Linked DNA regions of Homo sapiens: region 2 is linked to region 1. Evidence: chromatin contacts called from ENCODE Hi-C or POLR2A ChIA-PET data. All regions are on one chromosome and are shown on one strand. The core of a region is the stretch at or near the end of the contact, and the rest is flanking DNA. Distances in the headings are between cores, read along the strand shown.

Evidence for each region. A loop is a pair of places that touch in the nucleus more often than their neighbours do. ChIA-PET counts read pairs that join two places held with the same protein, here RNA polymerase II (POLR2A). Pooled maps may share reads with other maps.
Region 2: a pooled map shows a loop between it and region 1 (4-fold over the local background). The contact joins the promoter of PYCR2 here to the promoter of NVL in region 1. A Hi-C loop is called at or near these places in 1 of 50 pooled maps. POLR2A ChIA-PET finds 5 or more read pairs at or near these places in 2 of 52 experiments (Caco-2 and GM10248).

The regions. Positions count from the first base shown.
Region 1 is chr1:224,326,711-224,332,407 of GRCh38, reverse strand. It overlaps NVL (nuclear VCP like), which reads left to right and starts at 2,236. Exons shown (of 23, transcript NM_002533.4): 1 at 2,236-2,337. The coding sequence starts at 2,281. RefSeq lists enhancers at 2,019-2,168, 2,189-2,238, 2,429-2,478, 2,529-2,668.
Region 2 is chr1:225,922,129-225,927,954 of GRCh38, reverse strand. PYCR2 (pyrroline-5-carboxylate reductase 2) reads left to right here and starts at 3,705. Exons shown (of 7, transcript NM_013328.4): 1 at 3,705-3,911; 2 at 4,184-4,254; 3 at 5,572-5,751. The coding sequence starts at 3,845. MIR6741 (microRNA 6741) reads left to right here and starts at 5,813; the gene lies at 5,813-5,826. RefSeq lists silencers at 3,359-3,438, 3,579-3,668, 3,979-4,108 and an enhancer at 3,159-3,808.

The sequences.
Region 1 (5,697 bases), core at 987-3,486:
TCTTGAACTCCTGACCTCAGGTGATCCACCTGCCTCTGCCTCCCAAAGTGCTGGTAGTATAGGCATGAGCCACCATGCCTGGCCTCAGTGTGTTTTCATTCTATGTTGGACATTTGGCATGCACAGAATTACATTTCATTTTAAAAATTACTGAGCATTGACTACATTTGTACTATATGCTGTAGGGAATCTTTGCTAACATTTAATCAAGCACATAAATACCTAATCAAATTTTTTAAATGTTATAAAAAGTTAGTTATAATTCTTCCACTTTTCCCCACAAGCCTAAAGCGCAGAGCAGAGACTGAAACTGGTAGGCACTCAATAAACACTTGTTGAATGAATGCAAGAAGGCTGGAAAGTCCAATATCAAGGAGTTGTTATTTGGTGAGGGCCTTCTTGCTGTGTCATCCCATGGCAAAAGGCAGAATGGCAACAAAAGAGCCAAATTTTATTCAGCCTTAAAAGTGAAGGAAAGGCCAGGTGCGGTGGCTTATACCTGTAATCCCAGCACTTTGGGAGGCCAAGGCAGGTGGATCACCTCAGGTCAGGAGTTGGAGATCAGCCTGGCCAACATGGCAAAACGCCATTTCTACTAAAAATACAAAAAATTAGCCGGGTGTGGTGGTACACACCTGTAGTCCCAACTACTTGGGAGGCTGAGGTGGTAGAATCTCTTGAACCCAGGAGGCGAAGGTTGCAGTGAGCTGAGATTGCGCCACTGCACTCCAGCCTGGGCAACAGAGCAAGACTCTGTATCAAAAAAAAAAAAAAAAAAAAAAGAAAAGAAAGAAGGAAATTCTAACACATGCTATATGAGGGCATTAAGCTAAGAAACAAGCCAGTCACAAAAGTCAAATACTGGAAGATTCCACTTATATGAGGAAGTTAGTGTAGTCAAAATCATAAAGACAGTAAGTAGAATGGTAGTTGCCAGGGGCTGGGGGGAGGGAGGAATGGGGAGTTATTTTTTAATTAGTATAGAGTTTTAGTTGTACAAGATGAAAAGAGTTCTGGAACTAGATGGCAGTGATGGTTGCATATTATGAATGTATTATCACTAAACTGCACACTTTAAAATGTTTAAGATGGTGAATGTTCTTATATTTTACAACTAAAAAAATAAAAAATAAAACTACACATAGTGAAGAAGTAGGAAATGAAGTTGCAACCAAACGGATCAATATTTTGAGTGGGAAATCTAATACTTAATTCAGTGCTAATTTTTATATTTTTAGTAGAGACAAGGTTTCACCATGTTGGCCAGGCTGGTCGTGAACTCCTGACCTCAAGTGATCTGCCCGCCTCGGCCTCCCAAAGTGCTGGGATTACAGGTGTGAGCCACCGTGCCCGGCCTCACGCCCTTCTCTTAATTCCATTTTCTCTCCCCTCTGCCCCTTAATACACTGCACTTAACCTTGTCATAAGCCAAGGAGGACCTGAAATAAGAATACTCAAAACACGGTTGAAATAAACAAGAAGACAGAAACTAAAGCCAGCATTTTTTTTTTAATGCTTGGTAACTGTCCCTTTGTGTCTCCCTAAGTGCAGGATAAACTTCTTGGGGCAAATACAAACGTTTGATAAAATTCTGGGCCAAGGAGTCCTGCACTGGATATATTCAACAAATTACCTGCCGATGATAACAGCGTAAGTCAAACGAGTTCTAAAAGTAACAAATGACTTAGTTATCTGGATAAATCCGTCCTTCCTTTTCTTTTTCACCTAGCCCTTTTGTCGGGCCTCTAAAATGTAAGATAACTACGTGGGAAAGCAAGCAGCGGCTGGTGGTGTGTTTTTACCCTGATTTTATCACTCCAAGTATCTACCGTGGCTGGTTTTGCGAAGACTAGCTTTGTATCAGAATGAGGTGTGGCTGGAACGCCTGAGGAAAGCAAACCAAGTTTTCCAGAGGACGCCGTTGACAGCGTCTCCGCACACCGCGCCGGGGTAGGAACTTCCTCCCACCTGGTTCGCCCGGCGGGGAACCAATAAAGTTGAGCGCGTTCAAAGGGGTCCTAATCTTCCAGGGTCCACTGGGCAGGCCTGCAAAATAAGGCCCCTAGAAACTCCCTGAGGTTTTCAAGTCTTCTCCCTCTCCTCGGAATTTTTTCCCCTTCATTCGCATTACTTTTATTCTGACGGAAACGGCGCGGGCTAGGCCCCAGGAGGGGCGCATTTCAGGTGCAACTGGCCCGGCGATCGCGGCGGGCAACCCCTACGAGGCCCCCGGTTGACTAGGAGCTGGCGGTCCGAGCTGTGGCTTGGAAGACCGACGCGATGAAGCCCAGACCTGCAGGGTTCGTGGATAATAAACTCAAGCAGCGAGTCATCCAGGTGTGTATTCTGCACCGCTTGGCCTCGCCAAGGGCCCCGATCGCTGCCCCAGGGTGCCACTCCCCTTTTGTCGGGTGGCATCCAGGTGGAACTCAACTAGTCTTCTTTCCCCAGTCTGGGTCTGGGCGTGCGTCTGTTTCTCCTTAGTTGGTGCTGCCGGGGCCTTCCCTACCCACGTTGGTGCGGAGTCTCAGGGAGAAGCCGGGGATGGTGGGAGGGTGCAGCTTGGTAGGGCTGCCCAAGTTGTCTGGTCGTCTTCAGCGCAGATCATTCAGTAGAGTGGAGGTAGCCTTTGAATTTTAACCTCTTTGGCTTGTGAAGTTAGCACAGGAATGGTCTTCAAACGCTCGCATTGTAAGAGGTCCTTGAGAAGGGGTGGCATAAATAATATGTTAATTTCCGTTCTCAAGGAACTTACACACTAAAACGAGATAACATGGGTCTGGCAACAGTAACAGGCACTTTGCCTACGGTTTTCTCATTTTCATGACCATCAGTAAAAAGCAGTGTGTGGCAAATACCTCAGAATGTAAGCAAGCAGTCTGAGTTAAAAGGTGGGAGAGAATTTTCTTCACTTAGGAATTTGTGAGCTACACATTCTCCTTGTTTTTCTTTCACTTCACCAGCCCCTAAACAATCTCCTTTTCGGACCCATCTTTTCCTACCAACTTGTAAATGTTGGAAGTGCTCTGTGCCACTGTTCTCTTACCTCCCCTTCCTCCTCTTTCCTCATACACCTTTCTTATCTATCCATACTTCCTATGTGATCTCATTTAGTGTAATAACCTTTGAGTAGTATCTACATACTCTATTATCTATGTATTTATTTCATTTTATTTTTATTTTTCTGAGACATAGTCTCGCTCTGTTGCCCAGGCTAGAGTGCAGTGGCTGTTTATGGGCACAATCATAACTCACTGCACCCTCGGCCTCCCTGACTCAAGTGATCCTCCCTCCTCAGCCTCCCCAGTAGCTGGGACTACAGGTGTGCACCACCACACCTGGCTAATTTATTATTATTATTATTATTTGTAGAGACGGGGTTCCACTATGTTACTCTGGCTGGTCTCTAACTCCTGGGCTCAAGCGATCGGGCCTCAGCCTCCCAAAGTGCTGGGATTACCGGTGCAAGCTGCTGCACTGGCCTCTGTATATTTATGACTGCTAACTTTATATCTCCAGTCCAGATTTTATCTTGAAGTACAGATTGATATATCCAGCTGCCTAGTCAGCATATCTCCAAATTAAAATGGCCAAGTGGAATTTGTGATTTTTTTCTTCCTTCAAATCTGCCCTTTCTTAGTGTTCTGTATCTCAGTAAATGATACTACCGTTCGTCCTGTTGTTAAGGCCAAAAACCTTAAGGATCATTCTGAGTCTTTCATTTCCTGTATACCATCTGTCAACAGCCTGGTTGGCTTTACTTTCAAAATATATTCCAAGTACTTCTTACTGTCTTTCCCTGTAACCATCTTAGTCCAAACCATCATCTCTACCTTATACTATTACAATAGCCTCCTAACTGATCTCTCTGATTCTGCTTTTACCTAAAGCCTATTCCCCACAGAGCAGCCAGAGACATCTAATTTTTTTTTTTTTTTCTGCTCACTGCAACCTCTGCCTCCTGGGTTCAAGTGATTCTCCTGCCTCAGCCTCCCGAGTACGTGGGATTACAAGTGCATGCCATCACGCCTGGCTACTTTTTGTATTTTTAGTAGGGATGGGATTTCACCATGTTGGCCAGGCTAGTCTCGAACTCCTGACCTCAGGTGATCTGCCCGCCTCAGCCTCCCAAAGTGCTGGGATTACAGGCGTGGCCAAGACATCCTTTTAAAGGGAAAAATCGGGCTAGGGGAGGGATAGCATTAGGAAAAATACCTAATGTAGATGACGGGTTGATGGGTGCAGGAAACCACCATGGCACCTGTATACCTATGTAACAAACCCGCATGTTCTGCACATGTATCCCAGAACTTAAAGTATAACTAAAAAAAAGGGGGGGGAAATCAGAGCTTGCCATAGCCCTGCTCAAAACCTTTCAGTGGAGTCACAGACATCTAGAGTAAAACCCAGTCTGAAAAGCCCTGCATATTCTGGCCTCTGTTGTCCTAGTTTACTTTTCCTCTCCTGTCCCAGCCACACAGACCTTCTCAAACATGCCAAGCACAGGACCTTTGTTCTCGTTGTTCAGTCACTCTGAATTACTCTTCCTCTGGATGTTCCCGCGTCCCACAACTTGCTCCTTCACTTTATTGAGGTTTCTGAGCAGTGACTCCTAATTACTGGATCTAGTGGCCTCTTCTCTGTCCTCACACTTGACTCTTTTCAGCGTTTGACATTATCAGTTTTCCTCTATAGCTTTCACTTTGGTTCATTATAAAAGTACAAATGAATATCCCTTATTCTAAATGCTTAAGACCAAAAAATGTTTCAGATTGATTTTTTTCAGGTTTTGGAATGTTTGCATATACATAATGAGATATTTGGGGATGGGACCCAAGTTAAACATGAAGTTTATTTATGTTTCATATACACCTTACACACATAGCCTGAAGATAGTCTTACACAATATTTTAAATAAATTTTCACTTAGCTATATATTTAATTTAATTTTAATTTTTTATTTTTGAGACTGGGTCTAGCTCTGTCACCCAGGCTGGAGTGCAGTGGTGTGAACACTGCTCACTGCCATCTCAAACTCGTGGGGTCAAGTGATTCTCCCACCTCAGCCTCCCATGTAGCTGGGACCACAGGTATGCACCACCATGTCTGGCTAATTTTAAAATTTTTTGTAGAGATGAGATCTTACCACCTTGCCCAGGCTGGTCTCGAACACCTGGACTGAAGCAATCCTCCCGCCTTGGCCTCTCAAAGTGCTGGGATTACGGGTGTGAGCCACCACGCCCGGGCTTATTTATGTATTTATTTTTGAGATAAGGTCTCGTTCTGTTATCCAGGCTGGAGTGCAGTGGCTCGATCATAGCTCACTGCAACCTCTAAGTCTGGGCTTAAGCGATCTCCCACCTTGGCCTCCCAAAATGCTGGGAGTATAAGCACAAGCCACCACATCCAACCAACTTTTTAATTTTTTTGTAGAGATGAGGTCAAACTTTGTTGCCCAGGGTGGTCTCAAACTCCTGGGCTCCCAAAGTGTTGGGATTACAGATATGAGCCACCATGCCCAGCCAAAAGGTGATTTAATATTGAAACTAAATTGCCTCAAGCTAGTAGTTCTGCAGTATCTGACAGATGTCAAATATCACTGTGTTCCTTGAAGTTTAAAATATCCCCTCCTACCCTTATGAGTTTACTGCAGTGTTCTGGGGTGTTTGGAAACCTAGGATATTAGTAAGTAAGCCC
Region 2 (5,826 bases), core at 2,456-4,955, 1.6 Mb before region 1:
CCCGTCTCTATTTTATATATATATTTTATATATACATATATTTGGGTTTTTTTTGTTTTCTTACTTTGTTTTTATTTTTTGTTGTTTTCTTTTCTCTTTTGCTCTTTTTTATTTCCATCTTATATTTTTAAAAAATAAAATATAATAGATTTTGTATATATAAACTTTAAACTTTGGAGATGAAAAAATAATAGATCAAAACTACCACAAAAAAGAACAGTTTGTGGTCAGTGGCTCACTTGCTGCCCTAAGTCCAAACTGAGGGGAGCAAGTGCTTTTGCTACTCCGTGTCTTATGTGGCCAGTCCTGGCTGGGGATGAAGCCAACACTGGGGGTCACCAACATGGCCTCTTTTTTTTTTTTTTTTTTTTTTTTAGACAGAGTCTCACACTGTCACTCAGCCTGGAGTGCAGTGGCACAATCTTGGCTCACTGCAATCTCCACCTCCCAGGTTCAAGCAATTCCCCTGTCTCAGCCTCCTGAGTAGCTGAGATTATAGGTGCCCGCCACCACATCCGGCTAATTTTTTGTATTTTTAGTAGAGATGGGGTTTCACCATGTTGGCCAGGCTGGTCTCGAACTCCTGACCTCAGGTGGTCCATTCGCCTCAGCCTCCCAAAGTTCTGGGATTACAGGTGTGAGCCACCGCACCCGGCCATCCTTTCTTAGGCTTTTGCAGTTCTCCCATTTCACCCTGGCTCCCGGAAGCGGAAACGGGAGATATCAACGCAAGGCAACCAGGTAAGGGATGGGTGTATGTAAGGGGTCAGAAAGGAGTGAGACACAAGTGTCCCCCACACCTCACTCCAAAACACACATTCAGCTTCAGCACAACCTCCTGTATTGCAGGTCAGATCCAGAGCTCCCCACAACAGACCACAGCCAGGAAAAGCAAAGGGCCCTGCAGTGCCCTGGTGGACTATGGGGAGGGTGAGTATCCTGCAGAGGAGCAGGCAGCATTAGGAAGTTGTGAAGGAGGGTAAACCCCCAACTTCCTCACTACCTGACAAAGACTCCTCTACAACAAAAGGGAGGCCAAATGCAGGCAAACAGAAATGAGACAAAGAGAAGAGGGGAAGTGCTGGCAGCGCAGTGTTCTAGTTCCATTCCTGAGGTCCTGCTCTCTGTAGGTGCCCCTTCTGGTCTGTGAGCTCCCCTGTGCCTCTCCCAAGCGCTGTACAGAAGCCCCCCTTTTCCTTCAGCCAGTTTGGTTTCTGCTGGGTTTCTGGTTTCAGAGCTTTACGCTGGTAACCATTAGGCTATGCTGCAACATGGCAGCTATGGGAGCTCTTAAAGCCCCAAACCACTGGACCTTACAAATCTCACTTCTGGGAGTCATGTTAAGAAAATAATGAGTCAGGCAAAGATTTTATCACAATAATATGAACAAAAATTTAAAAAATTGAAGGCCAGGAGTGGTGGCTCATGTCTGTGATCCCAGCACTTTGGGAGGCTGAGGCGGGTGGATCACCTGAGGTCAGGAGTTGGAGACCAGCCTGGCCAACATGGTGAAACCCCATCTCTACTAAAAATACAAAAATTGGCCAGGCGTGGTGACACATGCCTGTAATCCCAGGTACTCGGAAGGCTGAGACAGGAGAATCGCTTGAACCCGGGAGATGGAGGTTGCAGTGAGCCGAGATCATGCCACTTCACTCCAGCCTGGGTAACAAAGACTCCGTCTCAAAAATAAATAAATAAATAAAAATAAGAAATAATAATAAATTGATGTTTTATGAGGACAGGAACTTGTCTGTTTTGTTCATAGCTATACTCCCAGAACCTGGCTCAGTAAGTTATCTATTATATAAATCAATAAACCTAACATTGACCTTTGAATGGTTAAATCAGTAAGGTACATACATATAATAAGTAGTCATTAAAACTGTCTTAAATAACTTTTCAGTGACATTGGAAAATGCTCATGTCTACTAGAGAAATTTCAAAACTACATGTACATCATTTATTTCCAATGATGGAGAAAGTAGATATGCATAGGACATGATAGTGTAAGGAAATACACCAAAAATGTTTGTAAGAAACTATCTTTGGGAAGTATGATGTGGATGATTTTATTTTTACTTTTATCTCCAAACTTTCTTCAATATGTCTGTATTACTTTTCGAATTTAAAAAATACAGAGGCCAGGTGCTGTGGCTCACGCCTGTAATCCCAGCACTTTGGGAGGCTGAGACAGGCAGATCACCTCAGGTCGGGAGTTCAAGATCAGCCTGACCAACATGGAGAAACCCTGTCTCTACTAAAAATACAAAAAATTAGCCGGGCGTGGTGGCGCATGCCTGTAATCCCAGCTACTCAGGAGGCTGAAGCAGGAGAATCGCTTGAACCCGGGAGGTGGAGGTTGCAGTGAGCCGAGATCGTGCCATTGCACTCCAGCCTGGGCAACAAGAGCGAAACTCTGTCTCAATAAATAAATAAATAAATAAATAAATAAAACATAGCATTATTTTGCTTAATAGTAAATATTATATTTGGTCCTCACTTTAAAGGGTGCACAAACTGAGGGCCTGGGGACTTGCTCAGGGAAGTTCACAGAAAGCAGCCCCTTGCCTGGGAGTGGGGGTGTGCATTACACGGAAAGGACTAGAAAAGCTAGCAGAGAGACCATGGGAACTAAGGGTCCTCAGCTCTTCTGAGTCCTCTAGGAACGCCACCTTCTTCCTCTCTACTTCTGTCATTTGTTCCCTGCGGCCCCTTATATTTACTACTGATAGAAAAGGAAACATCACATTGGTGGAGCTTTTAAAAGCAAGAGACAGGTCGGGCGCGGTGGCTCACGCTTATAATCCCAGCACTTTGGGAGGCCGAGGCGGGCGGATAACCTGATGTCAGGAGTTGAAGACCAGCCTGAACAACATGGTGAAACCCCGTCTCTACTAAAAATACAAAAATTATCCGGTCGTGGTAGCGGGCGCCTGTAATCCCAGCTACTGGGGAGGCTGAGGCAGGAGAATCGCTTGAACCCGGGAGGCGGAGATTGCAGTGAGCCGAGATCGTGCCACTGCACTCCATCCTGGGCAACAAGAGTGAAACTCCGTCTCAAAAAAAAAAAGGCAAGTGACAGCAAGGGGCTGGGGGGTGCGGGATCGCGGAAGAGTCGGAGACTCGAACTTGTCCTTCTTGTATCTAGTTTGGACAAATTCGCGAGAAACACTCAAGTTCAAGTGAATAAGCCGCGGCTGACCACCCTGGTGCCGCCTCGCCGCCACCTGGTCTGAACCTCGCCGCCACCTGGTCTGAACCTACGCCAGGAGGGCCTCGTTCATCCCCGCAAATCGGCAACCTGGAGAATTCCTGTGGGCCTTGAGGGGCATCTGATGGCCAGCGCCAGAAATAATATTAGCCAGGCCTGGGCCAGGCCTCAGCCCTGAGCCCGAGGTGGCTTAGGGACGGCGACCTCAGCCTTGGGGTGGGGGGGGGGGGTGGGGGCGGCCGGGCGTCCTGGGCCGGCGGGCGCCTGGAGCTCACGCCAAGCTGCCACAGGGGCTTCCGGGACTCCAGCCCGGAGTTCCGCCCTCCAGTCGCGAGCGGAGGAGGCGGGCACGCGGCCTGGCTCGGGCCGCGGATTGGCCTGCCCCGAGATCCTGGCCACTGATTGGTCGCCCGGACGGGGCGGGGCCACGTGGCCTAAGGCGCCATCAGCCGCCCGGGAGATATCCGCCGGGGGAGAATAGGGTTGCACCATCCCAGAAGCTGCTGTTAGCTCGCCGGTCCTCGGCACGCCGCCCGTTCGCCCCTGCGCTGTCCGCCCTTCCCCTAGCGTTACTTCCGGTCCCTCGCTGAGGGGGTTCGTGCGGCTCCCAGGAGGCGTGAACCGCGGACCATGAGCGTGGGCTTCATCGGGGCCGGCCAGCTGGCCTATGCTCTGGCGCGGGGCTTCACGGCCGCAGGCAAGCGCGTGGAGGCGGGAGGCGGCTTCGCGGGCGGTCCCGAGGCCCGAGGGGGCCTCCGTCCCACCAGCATGAGCGAATGAAAGGGGAGTTTGCGTCCGGTGGGGTAGATGAGACTCTGGTTGAGCAGCAAGTGCGTCTTCTGTCCTCGTAGAGGGTTGAGGGGGAGAGGGAGACTGGCACTGTTAGGACGGCTCTGGGTTTTAGAGCCAGGGAAAGCGTGGTAACGGGCTGGGCCGCGACCCCTAGTTGAAAAGCTCTGTCTTCTGCAGGCATCCTGTCGGCTCACAAGATAATAGCCAGCTCCCCAGAAATGAACCTGCCCACGGTGTCCGCGCTCAGGGTAGGTGGAGCCGGGCGGAGTGGGAAGCGGGTGGAGGCCCAGGAAAAGGATGACCTGAGATGAAGTGAGTCTGGCCGGCCCCTGCGCCCAAGTGCTGGTCTTTGGCCGGCGGTGACCTTTACTCCAGGAACGTGACAATCTTTCCACCTTCTCTTGGGCAGCTCAATGTGGTGGGAACACCCAGGGAGACATAACTGGGGGTCAGATCCAGACACTGGAGTGGTAGAGGATTAACTGAGGTGATTATGTGATGAAAGCACCTGGCACATAGTAGGTACCTAATAAATACTCATTTTTTAAATTTTTTTTCAGACAGGGTCTTACTCTGTCGCCCAAGCTGGAGTGCAGTGGCGCGATCTCAGCTCACTGTAACCTCCGCCTCCCACCTCAGCCTCCCACCTCAGCCTCCCGAGTAGCTGGAATTACAGGCATCCACCACGCGCAGCTAATTTTTGTATTTTTGGTAGAGAATACTGTTGGCCAGGCTGGTCTCGAACTCCTGGCCTCAAGTGATCTGCCCGCCTTGGCCTCCCAAAGTGCTGGGATTACAGGGGTGAGCCACTGCGCTCAGCCATTTTTCTTAATAGACGAGTTGTATGACCTTAAAGTACTCAGCCACTTTGAGGCTATTTCCTCATTTACAACAGTGGCCACTTTGCTGTTATTCTGAGTCGTGAATGAGCATATTGGGAAGAATCTGGTGAGTTAGTTGTTCTGTTCTCCAAAAACATATTCCAAGTCTTCACCCAAAACCTGTGCTCTGTGGGAGAGGATGGCTGATGAGGCAGGTGACAGGCAGTGTCTGTGCCTAGGGTGGGCTGATGTCCCTAGCACTGGAGGGTCCTGCTTCTCAGTTTGGAGTCATAGAGGGATGGATGGCTTCCAGCCTAGCCCTGGACCACATGGAGACTGTGCGGTCCCCACGAACAAGCGGCCAGGGTTAGGATAGGGCCTGACTCAGCTGTGCTTTTAACGACCAGGTATTAGCATTTCCCTTTGCCCTGCCACTTTCACCATAGGGCCTTCTTACCTGGCAGAGGAGTGCCTTAGATACCAGAAGATTGGCAGGGAAGAAGGGCAGCCACTTCCTGGTTACCATGGAGAAGCTTGTCATGCTCCAAGCCTGTGCTTACTTGTCCAGTAGCAACAATGGGAAACTGTATTATTTGGGGTAGGGGTAGAACCCTGAGGGCATAAAGCTAAGAATTCCAGGCTGCATCTGGCAGAATCGGTTTGGCAGGGGTTCAGCTGCTCCCTGGGAGGCCTTGGCATAGCCAGGCTGCTCCAGCACTGTGAGCTGGGAGTCTCCTCTTGCAGAAGATGGGTGTGAACCTGACACGCAGCAACAAGGAGACGGTGAAGCACAGCGACGTCCTGTTTCTGGCTGTGAAGCCACATATCATCCCCTTCATCCTGGATGAGATTGGGGCCGACGTGCAAGCCAGACACATCGTGGTCTCCTGTGCGGCTGGTGTCACCATCAGCTCTGTGGAGAAGGTGCCCATCTCAGCCCTGATGCCCCTTGTGTGAGGGGAGGGTTGACCCACGAATGGCAGCTAATGGGTGGGTGCT